2 separate regions of the Homo sapiens genome follow, and region 1 is linked to region 2. A link is a loop called in an ENCODE intact Hi-C map of the cell type or tissue named here. Cell type or tissue: heart left ventricle. All regions are shown on one strand. Each heading gives the region's core, and the rest is flanking DNA. Links, peaks and the distances in the headings are about the cores only.

Region 1 (10,443 bases), core at 756-8,755, 160 kb before region 2:
CAAGGTAATTTATAGATTCAATGTCATCCCCATCAAGCTACCAATGACTTTCTTCACAGAGTTGGAAAAAACTACTTTAAAGTTCACATGGAACCAAAAAAGAGCCTGCATCGCCAAGTCAATCCTAAGCCAAAAGAACAAAGCTGGAGGCCTCATGCTACCTGACTTCAAACTATACTACAAGGCTACAGTAACCAAAACAGCATGGTACTGGTACCAAAACAGAGATATAGATCAATGGAATAGAACAGAGCCCTCAGAAATAATGCCGCATATCTACAGCTATCTGATCTTTGACAAACCTGAGAAAAACAAACAATGGGGAAAAGGATTCCCTATTTAATAAATGAATCTGTGAAGAATTTGAAAAAGCATGTGGAATGTAGTCCATAACCATAGACTATAGTCCAAAGTATTTAAAGACATTTAATCTACTAGGAGTGATAATATTCCAATAAATCTATATCTGTTTTATAAAAAACCATTACATATTAGATAACATGCTAGCCTCCAAGGCAGCACAAAGGTAAAAATACATGGTTCTTCTCCTCAAAAAGTTTCATTAGCGTTAGGTAAGAATAATTAATTTCTGCCTTCACTCATTTACCTATTTGACCTATTTGTTGCATCAATTAATTCATTCCTTTATGCATTTAATAAATATTTACAAAATAGCTGCTAAGTGAAATGTGCTATCATGATGGCAGGAAAATATATGGTGAGTACCTACAGAAAATACCAATATCACCAACATCATACTATGGGAGGGTTGACACCTTAGCTTGCATACATTTTTCAATATCTAAGTCTTGAATAACTAAAATGCTTCCTATGGCAATGAAATGCAGTCATCTTAAGGTAGTAATCACTGTTAATATATGTGTAATTGGATAACCCTAATTCACTTTAGCTTGAAAAATCTGTGGCAGGGAATTGGTGGTAAGAGTTTTCTTTGGTTTGGCTGATTCAAATGAACCATTTTTGAATTTGGAGAATTTCGTAATCACTAGCCTGACTGGCCCACACTAGCAGTTTTCTGGATTTCTAGGAAAATCTCTGGTATGCGTCATAGTGAAGAAGTGTTCCAACAAAAAAAGGGGATAAATGAAGAACCATAATCATTTAGAAAGAATTCACCGAGAAATAGAGGTCTGCGTGGTGTAACTAAGAATTGCACAATGCTGTTGCAGGGCATGCGGGATGCATGACAGGTGGGGCTACCTGCTCTTCCCCCTCGCCCTCCCGAGGCATCACGGTGAATCAATCTGAGTTCTCATTTCTTTAGAGCACAGTTGGATCACAGACTGAAAACAGACTACAGACATCCACTACCAGTTAATTAGAATTGGCATAAAAGATGTTATCTAGTTTCCATTCCTACTGCTGCCATTTGGATTTAAGAGTGTGGAGATTGGCCAGGCATGGTGGCTCATGCCTGTAATCCCAGCACTTTAGGAGGCCGAGGTGGGTGGACCACCTGAGGTCAGGAGTTCAAGACCAGCCTGACCACAATGGTGAAACCCCGTCTCTACTAAACACAAAAAATTAGCCAAGCCTGGTGGCAAGCACCTGTATTCCCAGCTACTTGGGAAGCTGAGGCAGGAGAATCGCTTGAACCCGGGAGATGGAGGTTCCAGTGAGCCAAGACCACGCCATTGCACTCCAGCCTGGGCAACAAGAGTAAAATTCCGTCTTAAAAAAAAAAAAAAAAAAAAAAAAACAACAACAACAACAAAGTGTGGAGATTTTGAATTTAGGTCCAGTTCTACCAACCGGATATTTCCAGATATTTTCAACTGACTTAGTTTCTCTTGATATCAGCTCATTAGTCTTTCTAGTAGATTACCTATCTAACTAATGCCCCTGTGTGTTTATGAAGATCAGGGCAGAAAATAGGTGATTCAGCATTGAGGAAAGAAAGCGGGCAAAGGCTAACCTGCTCATGAATAACAGGGCTTTGTTTGACATGGTCCCTGACTTCCTCACTTCTGTGCCTTCTCTCCACTGGATGCCCCTGCCCACCTGCAATCTACCTTTTGGCCATTTTGAACTACTATCATTTTCCTGAACTTCTATTATTTTCCTTTCACTTTATCACTTAAATGCTATAAAAAATGCTGTTTTCTTTGTCCAAATAAACATCTCCCTATTCTCACCTCTTTCTTCACCCCTTGCCAAATTCAGGACTACTTATCACTTGACTACACAATGTACTGAAATTCATTCTTTAGCTTTCATGTCCCGTCCTCTGACGTTCTCGTTGGTGGCATCAGTCTGGGTCATACCACACATACCACATCCTTCCACCACTCCCTGTAGTACCCTTATCTCAGCAAGAGCCTTTAACTGTATCTCTTTTGTAATACACATTTTATGTAATAAAATTACATGTTAGATTTTATAGAGCAAAGAATAATTTAAAAGAAACTCATAAAAAACAATGAAGGTTTGGTTATACATTTATCCCATTACCATTTACTAAGTCACTTCTGTATGCCATGAAATGGAAAAATTAGGAAGAAAATAGCACCACCTCTCCCATCAAAGTGTTCACAGCCTAGTTAATAGAGACAGACTCAAAATATTTGACTTTAAAATAATGAGGAATTGGGTACTAATCATTTGTTCATATTAATGGGATACCTACAGACTTCATCTTTTCAGGCTGCTATGACAAAATATTAATAGCTTAAACTGGATAATTAATAATCAACAGATTTTGCTGCTTATATTTATGGAGGCTGGGAAGTCCAAGGTCAAGGCACTAGCAGATTCAGTGTCTGATGAGGGCCTGTTCCTCTTAGATGGCACTTTCTGTATCCTCACATGGTGGAAGGGGCAAGATACCTTTCTTGAACCTTTTTTATAAGGGCACTAATCCCATTCATGAGGGCAGAGCCCTAAGGACTTAATAACTTCCCAAAAGGCCTCACCTCCTAATGCTATTGTATCATGTTGGATTCTAACATGAATTTTGCAGTTTGGGGGAGTCACAAACATTCAGACCATAGCAACTACTATATGCCTGGCACTGTTCTAGGCAGTGGGGTGTACAGGTAAGCAAAGCCAAGCCTCACACTCAGTGAGCTTCTATTACAGATCTTTCAGTGAGGGAAATCTGAAAAGCCATGAAGTTTACAGGAGGAAAAGCCTTATTCTGCCTATGGTGGGAGTTTAGATCTGGCTTTTATGAGGATATGACATGTTCACTGCGCCCAGTAGAGCAAATGCAGTACTAACTCTTAAGGGTGAAGGAATGTTCATTTAACTATGGAGCATCTAATGCATGATGAATGTGGTTGTAGGAGCAGAGTTCCTGTCATGAAGTAGGTATTTGATAAATGTATCATATTTGGATCAATAACCCAAATCCAAAAATGAGTACTCATTTGAGGGTCCCTTCCCTCAAGGATCATGCAGTCCAGTGGAGAAGTTCATTCACTCTCATTCACTTATAACATTATGGTGCATGAAAAGAGAAGCCAAGAGTGGAAAGAATGGAAACTCTAAAACTCATACATTCCTCTCCTATCACCATCCTCCCAAACATCCGCTAGTCCCTCTGTTTCCTCCTCTGAAAACTTATACTGTTCTTGGGAGTTCTGAGTTGTCTGGTGTATCTGTTTCTTTTGCTGGGTGCTTCACCTTGGCTTCCTCCCAAATGCCTCCAGCAACTGTTTATTTTTATAAATGTTGTATACACAGGGCAGAAGATAGAGAAAGGGGTGAGCCAGAGTCATTTACGAAAGCACTTTGGCATTCTGCTCTGGAAATCATTTCCGCAGGAGGCTGCCCTGGACAGAGTGCACTTACTCTCAGACCTCCCATCCCCACTTCCAAGCAGAAGTCAATGCAATTTTTATTTACAGTCAGAAGCTCCATGAAATTCTGAGCCAAAAGGCTTCTTTCCTGAAAAGCTGGTAGTGGCCTCCAACATTCAGCTATCACCTTTAACAGGAACTCTTTGTTGTTTGCACCAAACAAATAACCAGACACCTGGGTCAGAAGCAGAATTAAGGACCTAATTCGTCTCCATCCATGGACATTTAATGGACACCTACTCGTGCAAATACTATCACAGCCACTGAGAACACAAGACATAGGATCCTAAAAGAGCAGGAAGAGGCTACTTTTATTGATGACATATCATATATTGTCATGATTTACATACATAAAAAAGATACTATCATTCTGCTTTACAGATTGGGGAAAGGAGGAAAGAAGGAAGGGGATGGAAGGGAAGGGGATGGAAGGGAAGGGAAGGTAAAGGAAGGGAAGGGAAGGGAAGGGAGTGGGAGAGGGAGAAATGGAAGGAGGGAGGAACAGAGGGAGGGAGGAACAGAGGGAGGGAGGATTTGAGGTTCTGTAACTTGTATAAAACCCATAGCTGATGAATAAGCTTTCTACTCATTTTCTCTTCATCACTCTTAAATCACAGTTTCACCTTCACTCTCCACCAAAATTGTTGTTATCAAGGTTATTATATATAAACCTAATTATTATAATGATTGACACCCACATTGCTAAACACAAAAGTCAAACATCAATTCTCATCTTGGTTTGCTGATTAGCAACATATAATACAGTTGACTGCCTCCTTGTCCTTAAAATGCTTTCTTCACTTGGCATCTGAGACATCTTACATGATCTGTTGATTTTCCTGGTGCTTCACCACCAGCACTTTCTCAGTCTCTTTAGCTGGCTTCTGCTTCTCAGCATCATCTTCTGCTATTGAAGTATCTCAGAACTCAGCCCTTGGACACCCTCTTTGCTTTATATACATTCACTCTCTTGGTGACCTCATTCCGTCTCATGCTTCATATCCCACCTGCATACCAATAGCTCAAATTTCCTCTATTCTGTACCACTTCTTTAAACTTCAGCTTGATATATACAACAGCATACTTGCTATCTCTCCTTGGGTGTCTCAAACTTATCATTTTCAAAATTGAAGTCCCCATTTTTCTCCATTAAACCTACTCCTCTGATGGACTCCCCAATTTCAGTTCATGGCAACTTCATCTTTCCCGTTGCTCGGAACAAAAAGCCTCTTTTGATTACACCCCACACCCAATCTGATGGCAAACTGGTTTGTGTTACCTCCCAAATACATCCTGGATCCAGCAATTTCTCATCATCTGCCCTGTGACCAGCCTGCTGCAACTCTCAGTCTTCTCTCACCCAGATTACTTCTTGGAGGCTCTTCCTTTGTATTTGCCCCATACAGCCTGGTCTTAACTCAGTCACCAGTGTGATCCTAATAAACCTGTTAGACTTGTGGTTCCGGAACTGACAGCTCTCCAAAGGCCTCTCGTTTTATTCAGAGTAAAATCCAAAGACCTTAAAACAACTGACAGGACCATACTCCCTGTTCCCTCCCTGAACTCACCACTTATACCCCACCCCCATCCCTGCCACTCTGCTCTGGCCACACTAGCCTGCCTGCTGTCCCCTCTGTCTGAAATTCTGTCCCCCAGAAACCTACACGGCTGATTTCCACATCTCCTTCAGGTCTTCACTCAGATGAGACTTTCTCAGCAAAGACGTACCTGACCCCTTTTCTTAAAATTAAAATCCTATCCCAACGTTTATTTTCTGTTTCCCTCTCGTGTTTTCTTTTTCTCCATAGCACTTACCTCCATCATGTATTCTATATATCTTATTTATTTTGTATATTTTATCTCATTTCCCATACTAGAAAGTAAGCTCCTACGGGCAACACTGGTCCTCTCCACTGATATATATGTAACTAATCTAATAATACATAAATAATAAATATTAATTGACAGCGAATAATTGTGAGACATATATCTCACAGCACTTTAGAGAAGCATATGTCATGAGTATGGGACCTTCAATTAATATTGATTAAGTAAATAAATCCACACAAGAAAGAAAAAGAGAGGCATCACTGAGGCTTGGCATAAGCAAGGAGGGCTTTGTGGAGAAGAAAATAAAAATAATTTTTGAGTACTTACTGCGTGCCAGATACTATGCTAAGTGTCTTAGAGCTATTATCTCATTAAACCCTCTTAATGACTCTGTGAAATAAGTTCATAAAATTATTGTGTCCATTTTACAGATTAGAAAACTGTTGTGTCAAAAGGCTAACTCACTTTCTCAAAATCAGTGCAACAATTTATATAAGAGGCCAGGAGCCAGACCTTTATCTCTCTGGTTGCCAACCATGGGGTACCATTTTAGAAATCTCTTTTAGATATGAAACTATCCTACTTGAATTAAAGAGAGAAAAAAAATCAGACAGTTACATTTGAAAAGAACAATTAAGTGTTTATTAATATATTTCTTTGTTTATTCAATAACTGTTATTATTAGTTCCTTATAGCAATTTATTATACTGTGTGCTGTACCCATAGGACGGAAAAATGAATGAAACATTGCCTGCTCACAGTGAGCTTACAATCTAGCGCAGCCTAGTTAGCGTAAAATTATCAGTATTTTAACAGCTTTGTGCTTTAAGAGCACAGAGGAGGGAGCAATTGATTTCCTTAGGGATGTAGTTATACAAAGAATATCTCAAAGACAGATGGCATCTAAACATAAGCCTACAGAATGGATTAAACCATTGCTAAATGCAGAAAGTGGTCTTCAGGCAGAGGCTGTAGCAAGAGTATGAGATCTACTCAAGGAAAAGAGCTTAGCAGGTAAAAACAAGGAGATGAAGATGCCTTAAGGGTGGTAGGAAGCCATTGCCACGTTTAATCTAGGTTGTGGGTTGGTCAGATCTGTGCTTCATTGAGGTCACTCTGACAGCCATCAGGGAAGATGGATGGCAAGGGATAAAAAGGGAGACAGGATGCTGGGTTAGGGGCCTTGTGACATCTGGGAGAAAATGGTGAAAACAGTTGATATGATTAGGCTTTGTGTCCCCACTCAAATCTCATCTTTAATTGTAGTCCCCATAATCCCCACATGTCAAGGGAGAGACCAGGTGGAGGTAATTGAATTACGGGGGCAGTTTCCCCCATGCTGTTTTCATGATAATGAGTGAGTTATCATGAGATCTGATGGTTTTATAAGTGTTTGATAGTTCTTCCTGCATTCATTCTCCTTCCTGCCACCTTTTGAGGAAGGTGCCTTGCTTTCCCTTTGCCTTCCGCTGACTGTAAGTTTCCTGAGGCCTTCTCAGCCATGCAGAACTGTGAGTCAATTAAACCTCTTTCCTTTATAAATGACCCAGTCTCAGCAGTTCTTTATAGCAGTGTGAAAACGGACTAATAGAAGTGCTAAGTCGGAAGAAGTGAGAATGATGACTCAGATATCCATGCTTAGAGAATTAATCAGTTATTCTCAAATTTGGATGTCCATTGAATGACCCAGGGAGCTTTAAACAACTCTGGGACCTCGCACACAGCCCAAACCAATTATATCAGAAATTTTGGGCATGGAGCAGAGTATCAATAGCTTGTAAGGCCCCACAGGTAATTCTAATGTGTAGCTAAGTTTGAGAATCACTGGTTTATGAATTACCGGGTCTGGATGACTAGTTGGCTATGACTGGGAAGGAAGGAGGACATAAAGATAGATTTTCTAGCTCACATGACCTGGGGAAACGCTATTGGTTTAAGGTCTTGTCTCTGGAATCAGAGTGGCTACAACAGGTGCTTGATGGTAGCCTTGGGCAAATGACATACTTCTTGCCTAGAAATAATAGTAAACTCACTGTATAGAATTACTGTGAGGATTAAATGAGATAATGCACATAAAACACATAGCATGGTGCCAGAAACATGAGTGCTCAAAATTTTTATTGTATAAATTAATTATGGTAGGCAAGAACAAGTCTATAGAAAAAAGTGTTTTTCAGATGAGTGATATTAAGTTTGGTTCTCAACATGTTGATTTTACAGTGTCTATAGGATATCTAGTAGTTGTTTGGAAATAATAATTGGTGTTCAAAAGGGAGTTCAATACTAGAGGTACAAAATTGGTGTAGTTCAGTGGTATTGTTTAAATCACATAAATATATCATTCAGGGAAAGGGTATAGTGAGATGAGAAGGTGAAAGACTAGTATATCAGTTAGTTCTAATTGTTCTAAGCCTCAGGTGTCTTTGCTGTAGAGTGAAGATAATAGTATCCTGTTTTACAGCATTTGTGTGGTAATTAAATGTGATGATGCAGGTAAAAAACATTAAAAATATGAGGCATCCAGAGTGCAAGAAGCGAGATGAGAAGAAAGGGAAACAATTTTCAGAAAAGTAGTTGTCAAGGAATAAGAGTTTGAGACTTGAGGGAATGATCTTTCATGTTAAATATACAAAATAAATAATTCTGGGACTTGGTGTTCCCTTTGGTCTTACGAACCCTTGAATTAAGGGGTATTTAGATAAGTATTAATTTATAGTCCAACTTTAAATATGAGCTTCCTAGCACAGAAAACAAAGAGGGAAATGCAATTAGTTACATGATTAAAATACTGCTTCCCATGAAGAAACAGTTATTTGCCTGTTTTGAAGCTGGAAATCAGTTTTGTTCCTAGGTCCTAATTGAAGGAAAAATGTGCAATATAATGGCGCATACCCTCTTCAATATCTCTAAAAAGCTTTTAAAAATGAGCTTTATGAGGCTGCTTCTCATAAAGTCTCTCTGTTTAACACTACCCCATAAATGCATATTTACTAGGGACCAAATGATAATATTGTTTAATAATACCATAATGATGAAATAAGCTACCATTTAGCGAGCATTTATTATGTGTCAAACACTGTGCAAAGTATCCTATTTACATTGTTCTGATGCATCACCAGAAGAGGAGAGAGGGCAAGTGTTATCCATGTTTTCCATATGGAAAATCTGAGGTTCCATGAGACTAAATGACTGCTCAAGCTTAAACCACCAGTAAGTAGTATGGCCAAGATTTAAAACCAAGTCTACTCACCTTCAGGGCCTGTGCTTTTGATACTGCTCTGCTCTAGCATTTAACCTACTGTTTTGTAAACATGGTTTTTTTGTCTGTTTGTTTGTTTGTTTGTTTGTTTTCTGAGAAGGAGTCTCACGCTGTCGCCCAGGCTGGAGTGCAGTGGTGTGATCTTGGCTCACTGCAACCTCTGCCTCCCGGGTTCAAGTAATTCTCCTGCCTCAGCCTCCCGAGTAGCTGGGATTACAGGCATGTGCCACCACGTCTGGCTAATTTTTTTTTTCTTTAGTAGAGATGGGGTTTCACCATGTTGGTCAGCTGATCTTCTCCTGGACCTCCTGACCTTAAGATCCACCCGCCTCGGCCTCCCAAAGTGCTGGGATTACAGGCTAGAGCCACCACGCCCGGCCTTGTAAACATTGTTTTTAATTAGAGTGGTTGAGGTGGAAATCTACTGATTTTATTGATAAGGAAAAAGAGGCTCTGAGAGGTCGGAAGTTCTAGGATCCTGTGACTTTTTTGACAGCGGGTACCATATGCTGAGCCCCTTCCAGCTGCCATTTTATTACATTCTGCCCTGTCGGATATAATGTTGGTTGACATGAACACAGAACATAGGTTCTTATATTCCAGCTTTGTTATGGACAGAGGACATTTTCAAAAAAGTATGGAAAATGCCAAGCAGATGATTTAGTCATAACTCCTGACCTCTATGCTATCAAAAAGAAAAAAAAAGATACTACTTTCTAGTTTTCTTTCTGAACAAAGTACTAGTTTTACTTTTTTTTTTTTTTTTTTTTTTTGAGACAGAGTCTCGCTTTGTTGCCAGGCTGGAGTGCAGTGGCACAATCTCTGCTCACTGCAACCTCTGCCTCCCGAGTTCAAGCGATTCTCCTGCCTTAGTTTCCCCAGAAGTTGGTACTACAGGCATGCGCCACCGCACCCAGCTAATTTTTGTATTTTTAGTAGAGATGGGTTTCAGCATGTTGGCCAGGATGGTCTTGATATCTTGACTTTATGATCCGCCAGCCTCGGCCTCCCAAAGTGCTGGGATTACAGGTGTGAGCCAACGTGCCCAGCCCAGTTTTACTTTGAAGATGAGTCAATGGCCAATGAGAGAAGACTAAGTGGAGGAGTCTTCACCCAGCCCATCAGTTCAGCAACACACAATAAGGGCACTTTCTCTCCAGGGGTGCAACACCAGCCATTGCTGTCTTGAATCATTTTCCCTTAGCTCTCACAATTTATATTCTCTGTCTCTCTTTGGCTACAAAGAAAATCCCCCCTGCACTTCAAACAGCAGAGGTCTGCCAGATACTCCACCCTCATCAATCTTCATTTAAATGCCAGCAACATGACCCTATGAATAAAGGTGGTGAGTTAATAAATCAGCATCTTTTTAAAGAATTTTCTTTTAACTGACACAGGGAATTGGAATGACCACCTTAGAGGAAGAGGAAGTGATGAAATATAGCAGATTGTTTAGACCTGAGGACAGCCCAGCTTCAAATCAGGGCCCTGCTCTTTACCAGCCCTGTGACCTAGAGCAAGTCCCTTACTGGA
Region 2 (10,443 bases), core at 1,153-9,152:
CCAATGGTGGGCACACCCGTGTGCTGTTCAACTCTGCCTCCCTTCCACAGACATGAGCTCAGCACCTTATCTGAAGAAGTTACTTTAAAATACTTACAGAAGCACCTGCTTTTTAAGGGCCTAGTATAGAACTGGCACATAGTGGGTGCTTAATAATGTCTTTTGATTGCTACTCCCTTTTAGAACCTAACACAGTTCCCTGGATGTGCTAGACACTCACTAGAATTTTCTGAATGAATGAATGAATGAATGAATGAATAGGAAAACACAGCCATTGTCAGGCTAAACACAGATCCTTTTTTGAAAAACTCCAGGGAACTTCCAGAGAGTTATAATCTCAGTTCGAATGCCCCCATTGTGAAGTTTGAGTGGTTGTTTGGTGCCAGGTGGTCTCTTGACAGTTGTCTGGGGTGGAGCTGGGACCAGGCTGAGGCACCTCAGAAGGCCTTCAGTCCCGGGTTGCAAGGCCCTGAGGCTGTCCTTGTGGTCATGAGAGGGAGTGCCTCACTTGCCCTACGGCCCCATCCCAGCCCGCCTGAGGTTTGTTGCTGGCCTCTGCCTTTTTTTGTTAGGCAGCATAACAAAACACCACTGACTAGGTGGCTTGAACACTGGAAATTTATTTTCTCACAAATCAGGAGGCTAAAAATCCAAGATCACAGCGTGTGGGAACTTGTTCCCCTTCTCTCTGTGTCTTCACATGGTCATTCCTCGGTTTTCATGCTATCTGTGCCCTCATCTCCTCTTCTTATAAAAACACCAGTCACGTAGAATTAGAAACCTCCAACAATTTACTTTAGTGACCTCATTAAAGGCCATATCTCCAAATATATGGCCCCATTCTGAAGTACTGGGATGGGGAGAGTGTAGGACTTCAATACATAAATTTGGGGGTGAGGGATCAAATTCAGGGCATAACAGTGCCCTCCCCCGCCCCACCAAGCACCATAGCTAACAACTTGTTTTGATCTCTTTGAGATGGTTTCTACCTTGGGACATTTGCAGTTGTAATAAAACCATTAGCAGTGTCCATAAAAAGCCAGTTAATGCAGACTTTTATGCAACTCAATAGTACTTGCCCCCACAAGAGATAACAAAATCCCTCTTCTTGTCATCCACCCTTCTACCAGGCCATCACCCATCTGCACGTCTATATCCTACCTACAGCATCAGGCAAAGAAAATTTAGTATGAGCTAGACATCTCTGATTATGATATATGATTATTTGTGATGCAAACAGACAAGAAAAGGGGAGAAAGGCCCAGAATCATTTATGTTGCCCATAAAACACAGTTACAGACACTACCTAGGTTTAAGTGCCCATAAATTCCTGTAAAAATGACTTATATTATAATGACTCCAGAAATAACTAACTGAAGGATGACCAAATATTTAATTCACTGGTGGAGGTTGTCTGTGGATTGTGGAAGGTTGGAAGAGAAAGAACTCTTTACTGAGATCATATTCAATTTAGATAACTACTAACTATGTTAAAAATCAAACCAAAAAAAGAAAACCCTGCTTTTTTTAAAAGTATAAGAACAGAATAGGGAACATTGTGAAGTTGAAGATTTATAGCTCTATGCAGTTCAGAATATTCCAGAAACGTGTTGGCATGCTTTCTTAGGACATGCATTATAACTCCAGTTGCTCAAGTAGTTCCTGGAATCTCCCCTGTCTTTCCTAGCACTGGAATCACCGCCTCAGTGCTGTTGAGCCTGCCACATTTTGGCAGGAAGGATGGAATGAATTAGGAGGAGAGTAAATACAGTTTGAGATGAGAAGAATGGCAAAAAGCAGGACATATTTGTTGGGTCAAGAAGCTATGCCCTTGGAAGGATCAAATCATGCAGGCTCCTTATCTTACAACTTTGTTTTGAAAATCTTTAGGTTGCTGTGCTACTCTGAGCAATTTTCTAAAATGTATTCTATTTTACTTTATGTTTTACCAGTCCTTTCTTAAGTTGTGTTTAAAACTGTCTACTGACTTCATATATTTCAGATTATAAAGTTAATTTTCAGACTTTCTGTTCTTTTTAGAAAATTTATTTTGCTTTTATAGTAGTTTTTCATAATTATTTCTATCTCTATTTCTTGGAACGTATAAATCTTACATATGAGCATATATGTTTATATAATGTATATAAATATAATAAGTATTATATAATGTAGCATATACTAATGTGTACATTATAAATGTATATGTATTTAATTTAAACGGTTTTGTTATCTCATATACTTGGGGTTGTTACCTATTCTGTTTGCTGTCCTTTATAGTGGGTTATTTCCACACGTGATTTTTAATATTCTTGTTGACCTCATTCTATATGAAGGTTTTGTGTGTGTGTCCAGGCAGGGGGAAAATTCTAACAGTGGAGCTCTGAGTATAGGGGCCAAGTCTAGTTCTGCTCAAAATTTCCAGCAATTATTTAGAGAAGGATAATTAATATCACTTACCTGTTCTGAAATGAAGATTGTATAGCAAGCATAGTTAATACCCTAGACTAGAGTCAGGGTCCCAGAAGATTCAATGGGTCAAGTTTAACCAGACATGGGAAAATCGGATACCATGCTCCAGTGATGAAAAGCCACCTACCATTTACTGAACTGGCCAACTTCCTTTCTCCCCTTGGCATTTGGCACATAGTTACCTTCATGGTCTACCTCTTCACTTTTTAAAAATAAATAGGTCAGACAGTACAAGAACGGATTTCCTGCATTCATAAAATGAAGTTAGCCCTTCGCGTTAACATGGTTAACTGTTGCTAGTTCTTCAGGTCTAATTCTCAATGTCATTTCTTCTGGACAGTCTTCCCTCTTCACTTTCCTCAAGACTGGAATGAATATCCTTCCTCTATGTCCCCATGGTATCCTACACTTTCCTCCATCATGGAGTTCATTACGGCACTGATGCTTTCTATCTCTCCCGCGATTCAGTAAAATTCTTAAGGACAAAGATTACATGTTTAAAATAATGCTTTTTAAAATAGCCATAGTATCGGACACTCACTATATGCCAGAAAGCTGCAATAAGGTTTTCACATATATTTTATCTTTCATAACCTACAACAAACTTACAAAGTCACACATTTTTATCTCTGCATTAAAAATGGTGAAAAGGAGGCTCAGAAGTCAAGAAACTTTCTCAAGATGATTCAGTTGATAACTGGCAGAGCTGGGATCCAAATCAAGATCTGTCTCCAAAACTTGTATTCTTAATAATGTTATATATGTGTGTATATATATATATATATATAGCCAAATAATATCTATTCCCCCACTGCCTCTAGCATGGTATAAAATGCATATTTAGTGAATCAAATCATGTGAGCTTTTGGGTGCTGAAATTTAAAAGAAAAAAAAGAAAAAGAAAAAAAAACCTTTCTAAATGGAAGGGAGAAAGGGGGAAATACAATGTTCTGATTATATATTGCCGCATGTGAAACTACCCTCAAGTCTTAAAAAACAGCACTTCTACTACAGCTCATAATTTTGTAGGTCAGAAATTTGAGCAGTTTGGCTAGGCAACTCCTCAACTCCATCTAGCCCCACCTGGGGTCACTCAGTGGTATTCAGCTGATGGCTGGGCTGGTCTGGAGGACACCTTGGTGGGGAAGTCTGAAAGATTGGGTTCATTCAGATCCCTTCTTTCTCTTTCCATTAAGTCTCAAGGTGCTTCTGTGTGGTCTCTCCTGCAGGATAATCATATTTTCTACTTGGCAGTTGCAGACTCAAGGTGAAATCTATCAGAGTTCTTCAAGGCTGGACTTGGAATGGGCACAGCATCACTTGTTTCTAGGGGAGGAAAATGGACATGCATCTCAGATGAAAGAATGTCAAAGAATTTGTAGCTATCTTTATTTTACTACCTACGGTGAATTAAATGACAAAGGAGAGCTGTGCAGTAAGAAGAGACCTTTGAATTGAGGATCCGCAGGGCTTCTCTCTGGGCTATATCAGGTCCCTCATTATATTTTCTCACAGCCCTCTGATCTTCTACAGTCTTCATCACCGGGTGTGTAATATGTTCCATTTGACATTACTTGATTAGAGTCTGTTTTCTTCTCTGGACTGTTGGCTCCAAGAGGGCAGGGAACATTTCCATTCTGTATGCCACTGTACACTCAGCAGTCAGCACAGAGACTGACACACAAAGGGAACTTAAAACACAGTTGTTGGGTGGGTGGATAGATGGGAAGAGGGATGCATGAATCGTTCTTCTAGCCACTGAACTGGATGGCTATGCTTCAATTCATTCTTTGTCAAAAAATGATCTTTGAGGTTTCTCTTAGCCCTGACATTCTGTAGTTCACCACCTGAGGCATATACAATGACTGGAAGGAAAGCATGAGCCAATGATGGGATAAGGCTGCCAAGAAAGCTAATGGGATCTCAGGCTCTTATGAATGAGATTGCTGAGTCCAGGACAGTGTCTGCTGCACAGTGTTCTGGCCTCTAACTGGAAACCACCTCTGCTTCTGGGCACAGTACTTTTAGAAAGATAATGACAAAGTATAAGCTGTCCAGAAGTCACTATACTGGTAGGTGAAGGGCCTAGATGTCGTAGAGAAGTTGAAAGCCTCAGGATTATTTTTCCATAGAAGAAAAGTCCTAAGGCTCATCACAAATGTATTCAAATGTTCAAGTGGTAGCCTCAAGGCAGAAGCTGACTTCCTCTGTGTAAACCCCAGACTGCAGAACTATGACTGATGAATGAAAGTTATATGAGGAGAAATTTTGGTTCAACAGAAAAAAATTTATAAGCAAGAAGTTGCTTGATAAATACTGTAAGGTTTAAAGGAGGCATGCATCCTCAAACACCAGAAGTATTCAAGAAAATAGTCTCAGTGCCTAAATACACAGGCTAAAGAGAATCAAAACACAACTAATGATTGGAAAAGATGGCCCATGCTGCTAAAGTACAAAGCTAGGTGGTATTTGTGGATTTGAGGCCAGAGGACCAGGGTTCCAACTACATCTCTACCACTTTGACATGATGTTAGGCACATGACTTTGTCTCTTAAATAAGAGACTCCTGAGAATTAAATAGAATCATGCATATAACTACCTAGTATATCAAGTAGGAACAGAGTAGACTTGTAATGAATGGTAGGTTTTTTTGTTTTGTTTTGTTTTGTTTTGAGACAGAGTCTCACTCTGTCACCCAAGCTGGAGTGCAGTGGCATGATCTCAGCTCACTTCAAGCTCCACCTCCCAGGTTCACGCCATTCTCCTGCCTCAGCCTCCTGAGTAGCTGGGACTACAGGTGCCCGCCACCACGCCTGGCTATTTTTTTTTTTGTATTTTTAATAGAGATGGGGTTTCACTGTGTTGGCCAGGATGGTCTCTGTCTCCTGACCTTGTGATCAGCCCACCTTGGCCTCCCAAAGTGTGGGATTGCAGGCGTGAGCCACTGTGCCTGGCCAATAAATGGTAGTTTAAAAAAATTATTTCTGTTAGTATTATTACATGAAAGGAAAAAGAAAGGAGAAAGAAAGCATTTCCCAACATCTGCTTTAAGCCAAACCATATATATATATATGTTTATGGTTTGGCTTATATACATATATAAACTTCTTTTCCTATTTACAAATTCTCCATTTGCAAATGAGAAAACTGGGACTCAGGGAACAGAAACAGTTCACCCAAAGACACACATATAGGAAGCGGTAGAGAAAAAATTCAAACCCTGATATTCTAACCACAGAGTCCAATTTCTTAATAAATCAGTCTGTATAGCACTCTACAAGTATGCCTTCTTATCCTAATAACATCATTTTCATTAAATGTTACACAAGCATTTGTCCTGTTTTCTCCACTAAGCCAGAACCTTTGTAGGACAAGGACTTTTTCCATATTTTGTTTGTATTCTGTGTCTCTAAGTAAGTCCTTAAATGCCTGAAGGGTCTTAATATTTCTCACAAACTGTAATTTTGCTGCAAATTTCTTTCTAGAGAAGATAATTCCTTATAATATTTATTTGGGGCTGTTGGTTATTAGGCATTGAAAGCATATTCTCCAAACCATAACTATTTTAATATTTTGAGGGTCATTCTCACTCTGTCAACCCAATCTGAGTATGCAGATATACCTCCCTCCAAGTTGATCTGTCTGTGCTGCCAATTCAAAGCCTGAGCAATTAAAGGTAATTTAAGGGATGCCAGCTTGCCTATTGCTAATCATGTGAATTTGGGCAAGTTATTTAACAGCCATAAACTCCAGTTATCTTATTTGTAAAGTATTTATTATAAGCTGTCTCGTAATAATTTTATGAAGATTAAATGAGATAACACAAGAGAGGTAAAACTGTGCTTTGCAAATTTTTTTATTTTCCTTCTGGGCACATAAGTAGTTTTTATTGCCCAGGCTCTTTATATCTAAGTAAGGGCATTGGTACCTAAATCTAGCCAAAAGAATGGGGCAGTTGTGACATAGGCCATTTCTTCCCCTGGACCTCAGAACTTTCTACCCACTAATCCTTCCCTAGTTATCAGTTAGATGTTTAAAAAAAATCCAGGGAAGGACTCTAAGGTCCTGGAAGAGGTCTGAGATGAAAGATGTCACTCAGATAGAGAAAAGCTGCTCCAGCCATATTGGACTGTGATCACTGTACATAAATGTTTTTTTGGGGATTGTTTACTACAGCAACTAGTATTTCTTGCCCCCTGGCTTACACAACTAATAAATAAATGCACCTAGCATGGTATCTGCCACATAATACTTTATCATTGTTTGCACCCTTATTTTTCCTCTCATAATTTCTTTATTTTTGGCATCTTGTGCCAAAATAAGAACAGTTTCAAATAGCAATACTATTACAATTTATAAAGCTTCTCATCTCTATACACAAATATATATATTTATTTGAATCATGCAACTTCCTAGAACTGGCATGAATTTATTGCCTTCATCTGCAATTAAAGAGACTCAGTTAAATTATAGGGAGAGGAAAATTTACTTTGTATGAATATTATCTGTGGGCCTGATCAACAAATAAGTGCTTAATTTAGTGTCTCATATCTGGCAATACAGGTAGCTAATGACTATTAAAATACTTCATGTGAGTACACTGGTACTCAGAGCACAGCCCAAGGCTGTATACCTAGTAAGTGATAAAAATAGAAATTTAACTTGAGCCAATGTGTCTCTAAAACCTGTGCCCTTTTGAATACACAGGCAGTCATGAGACTGCCACGATTACACAAGCAGGCTGCCACTGAGCTCATAGAAGACTACAAAAGTGTTGACTCCTAGCCCAGTTCCCCTTTCACTACCTCACATTGCCTTCCTCTGGAGACAAATGATTATCCCCTTGTAATTGGTTTCTCAGTTATCAGGAGGAAGATAAGACTCTTTTCCATCTGCATCACTTCTCAATGACAACATTGTTGCATAGCAGTTTTTGAATGAATTAATCAGATTTTAAATATTTAGAATTTACTGTGGTTGCCCCTTTATGAAATCAAATAAGCCAAAAGAAATATGCTTCTGACTTTGTGCATATCAAGAAATAAATATATCTTCTGCAAGGGAAAATATGGGTGCCTTTTGCCATTGAGCAACACAGCAACAGATGGAACTCAGCGTGAGGCACAGAAATCCATGGGTGTTTCCTGGTGGAGATGTCATTTGCCAGAAGAAAGCTGAATCGTGAGGCTGTTTTATAGCAATGAAAATAAACAACTTTATTCAAACATAATTAATCTTCCCCAAAATATTCTTCCTTCCTTGGTGTTTTTGTTCTCACCAGTGTTTGAGGAATCTCTCCCTAGGTTTGAGTCACCAAACACCTATTTTGATTTTTTTAATGTTTTATGTTTAGATACAGACGTGTCATTACCCACTGAGAGCTTAGTCATCCTTTCTCAGGGTCACATCAGTGCCTCCACCCATCCACAAGTCTAGCTTTCCAGTTTCAATTACCCCTACATCTTTATGTCCACCTTCAACTACAGCTCACCCAGTTGTAAACTGATCCCTATGTATGGCTTGCAGCATTTCATCTTTGTATCTGTGTCTCTGTTCCCTCCTTTCTGTTTTTCTTGCCTTTATATCCCTCTACAAAAATCCTCCCATCTTCCCTTTCTGTTTCTTTTTTAAAAAAAAAAAATTAATTGTTTGTTTTTTGTATAATAACTCATTACCAGAAAATTGCTATAAGTACTCATTTACCTGAGTTTTTCCAATTCCATTAGTTTTTCACATAGAAAAAAAAATACGTTTCTAAGATTGGTTGAAAGCCAGGAGGCAAAAAAAAAAAAAAAAAAAAAAAAAAGGAAACCAATATATTTGGAGTGCTTGGTCTGTGCTCAGTGTTGCGCCATGCACTTCACAGAAATTACTTTGTTGAATGCCCGCAATGACCTTGCAAAGTAGACTGACATGCTTCTTTTCTATTTAACAATTAAGAAACATTGGGCTCAAAGTGTTTAAGGAATTTCCCAAAAATTATCCAGCCATAAAATAAGTGGTAGAGTGTACGATGCAGAGTACAATCTCTTTCACTTTTAACTCCCTTACAATTCCCAGAACACTGCTATATTCAGCTTTTTTCACTGAGTAAACCAAAAGTATAAATACTGAAAGGATTGTCAAAGAAAAAAGAAACATCCATATTTAACCTTTCTATATGAACCACATTATCCATCCTTGGTTTCATGGAGACTTGGATTCTACACTGTGCCTGCATGACATATCAGAGCCTGTTTGACAAGCCAACCATACCATCAACTTCCTCATTGCCTTCCCTGATTTGAACCACAAAACTGGAGAGCTTCATTAATCCAATGTTGCATAGAAGACTTTGAAGAGATTCTTGCTCTGTCTTTTAATTTGGAGTCTGTACTTGAAAATTCAAGTACATTTTCAGCACTCCATACTCAAAAGGAAAAAAGACAAGAAAGAGGAGAAAAAGAAAGATATGGAGAAGAAAAAGGGTACACTCTTACTAATTTTCCTATAAAGCACTGTCCCATTCTGTTTCTTCTTACCTTAAGTGTTTTTTCATTAATAGTGTGAAGGTGACCTCCTTTGGGAAGAGGGAATATTTTTCTAAAGAAAAAAGTGTTTCATGTGCACATTAAGTTCCCAATAAATAGATGTGTGGCTTTTAAATGATTACTTTGTCCCATAGCTCTATATGAGAGTGGTGTTGAAATTCTCCCTGAAAATTTCTATATTTTGTCAAGGACCTTTATTTTCTCAAAGATTTAAAAATCTGGGCCTGGCTCATGCCTATAAATCCCAGAACTTAGGATGGCTGAGGTGGGGGAATTTCTTAAGCCCAAATGTTCAAGACCAGCCTGGGGAACATAATGAGACACCATCTCTACAAAAATAAAAATAAAAATAAAAATTTAATTATCCAGGTGTGTTGACACACACCTGTAGTCTCAGTTACTCTGGAGGCTGAAGTGGGAGGATTGCTTGAGCTGGGGAAGTTAAGGCTACAGTGAGCCATGATTGCACCACTGCACTCCAGCCTAAGCAACAAAGCAAAACCCTGTGTCAAAAAAAATTAAAAATGAAAAAAATTAAAATCTGATTAAATCCATCAAGTACATTTAAATTAATGTAAATGGAACTCAACTTCATATAAGATGAGATTAAAACCAATTCATTACCTTGAAAATTGGTGAATAAAGGGAAAGACTCAAGCATTTATCCTGCCCTTCCTATAGCAACTGTACCACTGGTTAACTAAATAGTAGGTAATGGAATGTGATTTTTATAAAAATATCCCAGTAGATAAATGCAAAAAATAAAATAAAATTAGACTATTTTGAACTCCCTCTCCCCAGTGAATTGATAGATCCAATTACTAATCATCAACAGCTCTGAACATCACAAGAAAAACCAGCAGTCATAATGCAGTTGTTGATGGAAGAACTCATCACCACTTCCAATGTTACCAAAGGGATTGAACTGAGTCTCATCAGGTCTTGGATCCAGCTGCCACTTTGCAAGAAATAGGACAGGGGAACATGTTGTCCTGTGCTATAAATGTGCAACAAACACAATCCAGACTGTGGGAGACTTCCCAGATGCCCTCAGTACTCTTGCAGATGAAGAGTAAGGAAAAGTGAGGGTTAGAGGGTGAACCTATAGATTAATAGACTCAACATTAAAAAAAATAATGAGCAAGCCTAAATCATGGTGTCTAGAGATGGATACTTAGGTAACAAATCTATAAAGAAACAGAAGGTGATATGGCTTGGCTTTGTGTTCCCAACCAAATCTCACCCTGAATTGTAATAATCCCCAAGTGTTGTGGGAGGGAGCCAGTGGGAGGCAAGTGAATCATAGGATTGGGTTTTTCCCATGCTGCTCTTGTGATAGTGAATAAGTCTCATGAGATCTAATGGTTTTATAAAAAGGCAGTTTCCCTAACAAGCTCTTGCCTGCCGCCATGTAAGATGTGACTTTGCTCTTTCTTCACCTTCC

The links. Peaks named below come from ENCODE experiments on the same cell type or tissue, not always from the same donor. Only the 100,000 strongest peaks of a DNase experiment are listed, where the experiment ranks them.
Region 1: it touches region 2 in a loop (2.4-fold over the local background); 2 of 110 quality-filtered maps call a loop at or near these places.

The regions. Positions count from the first base shown.
Region 1 is chr9:115,920,380-115,930,822 of GRCh38, forward strand. LINC00474 (long intergenic non-protein coding RNA 474) reads right to left here and starts at 4,828. Exons shown (of 3, transcript NR_024032.2): 1 at 4,644-4,828. In heart left ventricle, for the core only: no CTCF peak of the experiment used is centred there; no DNase peak of the experiment used is centred there; H3K27ac peaks cover 760 bases.
Region 2 is chr9:116,080,256-116,090,698 of GRCh38, forward strand. No RefSeq gene overlaps it. Among named protein-coding and RNA genes, the nearest start is that of PAPPA, 68 kb to the right of the region's middle. In heart left ventricle, for the core only: no CTCF peak of the experiment used is centred there; no DNase peak of the experiment used is centred there; H3K27ac peaks cover 1,163 bases.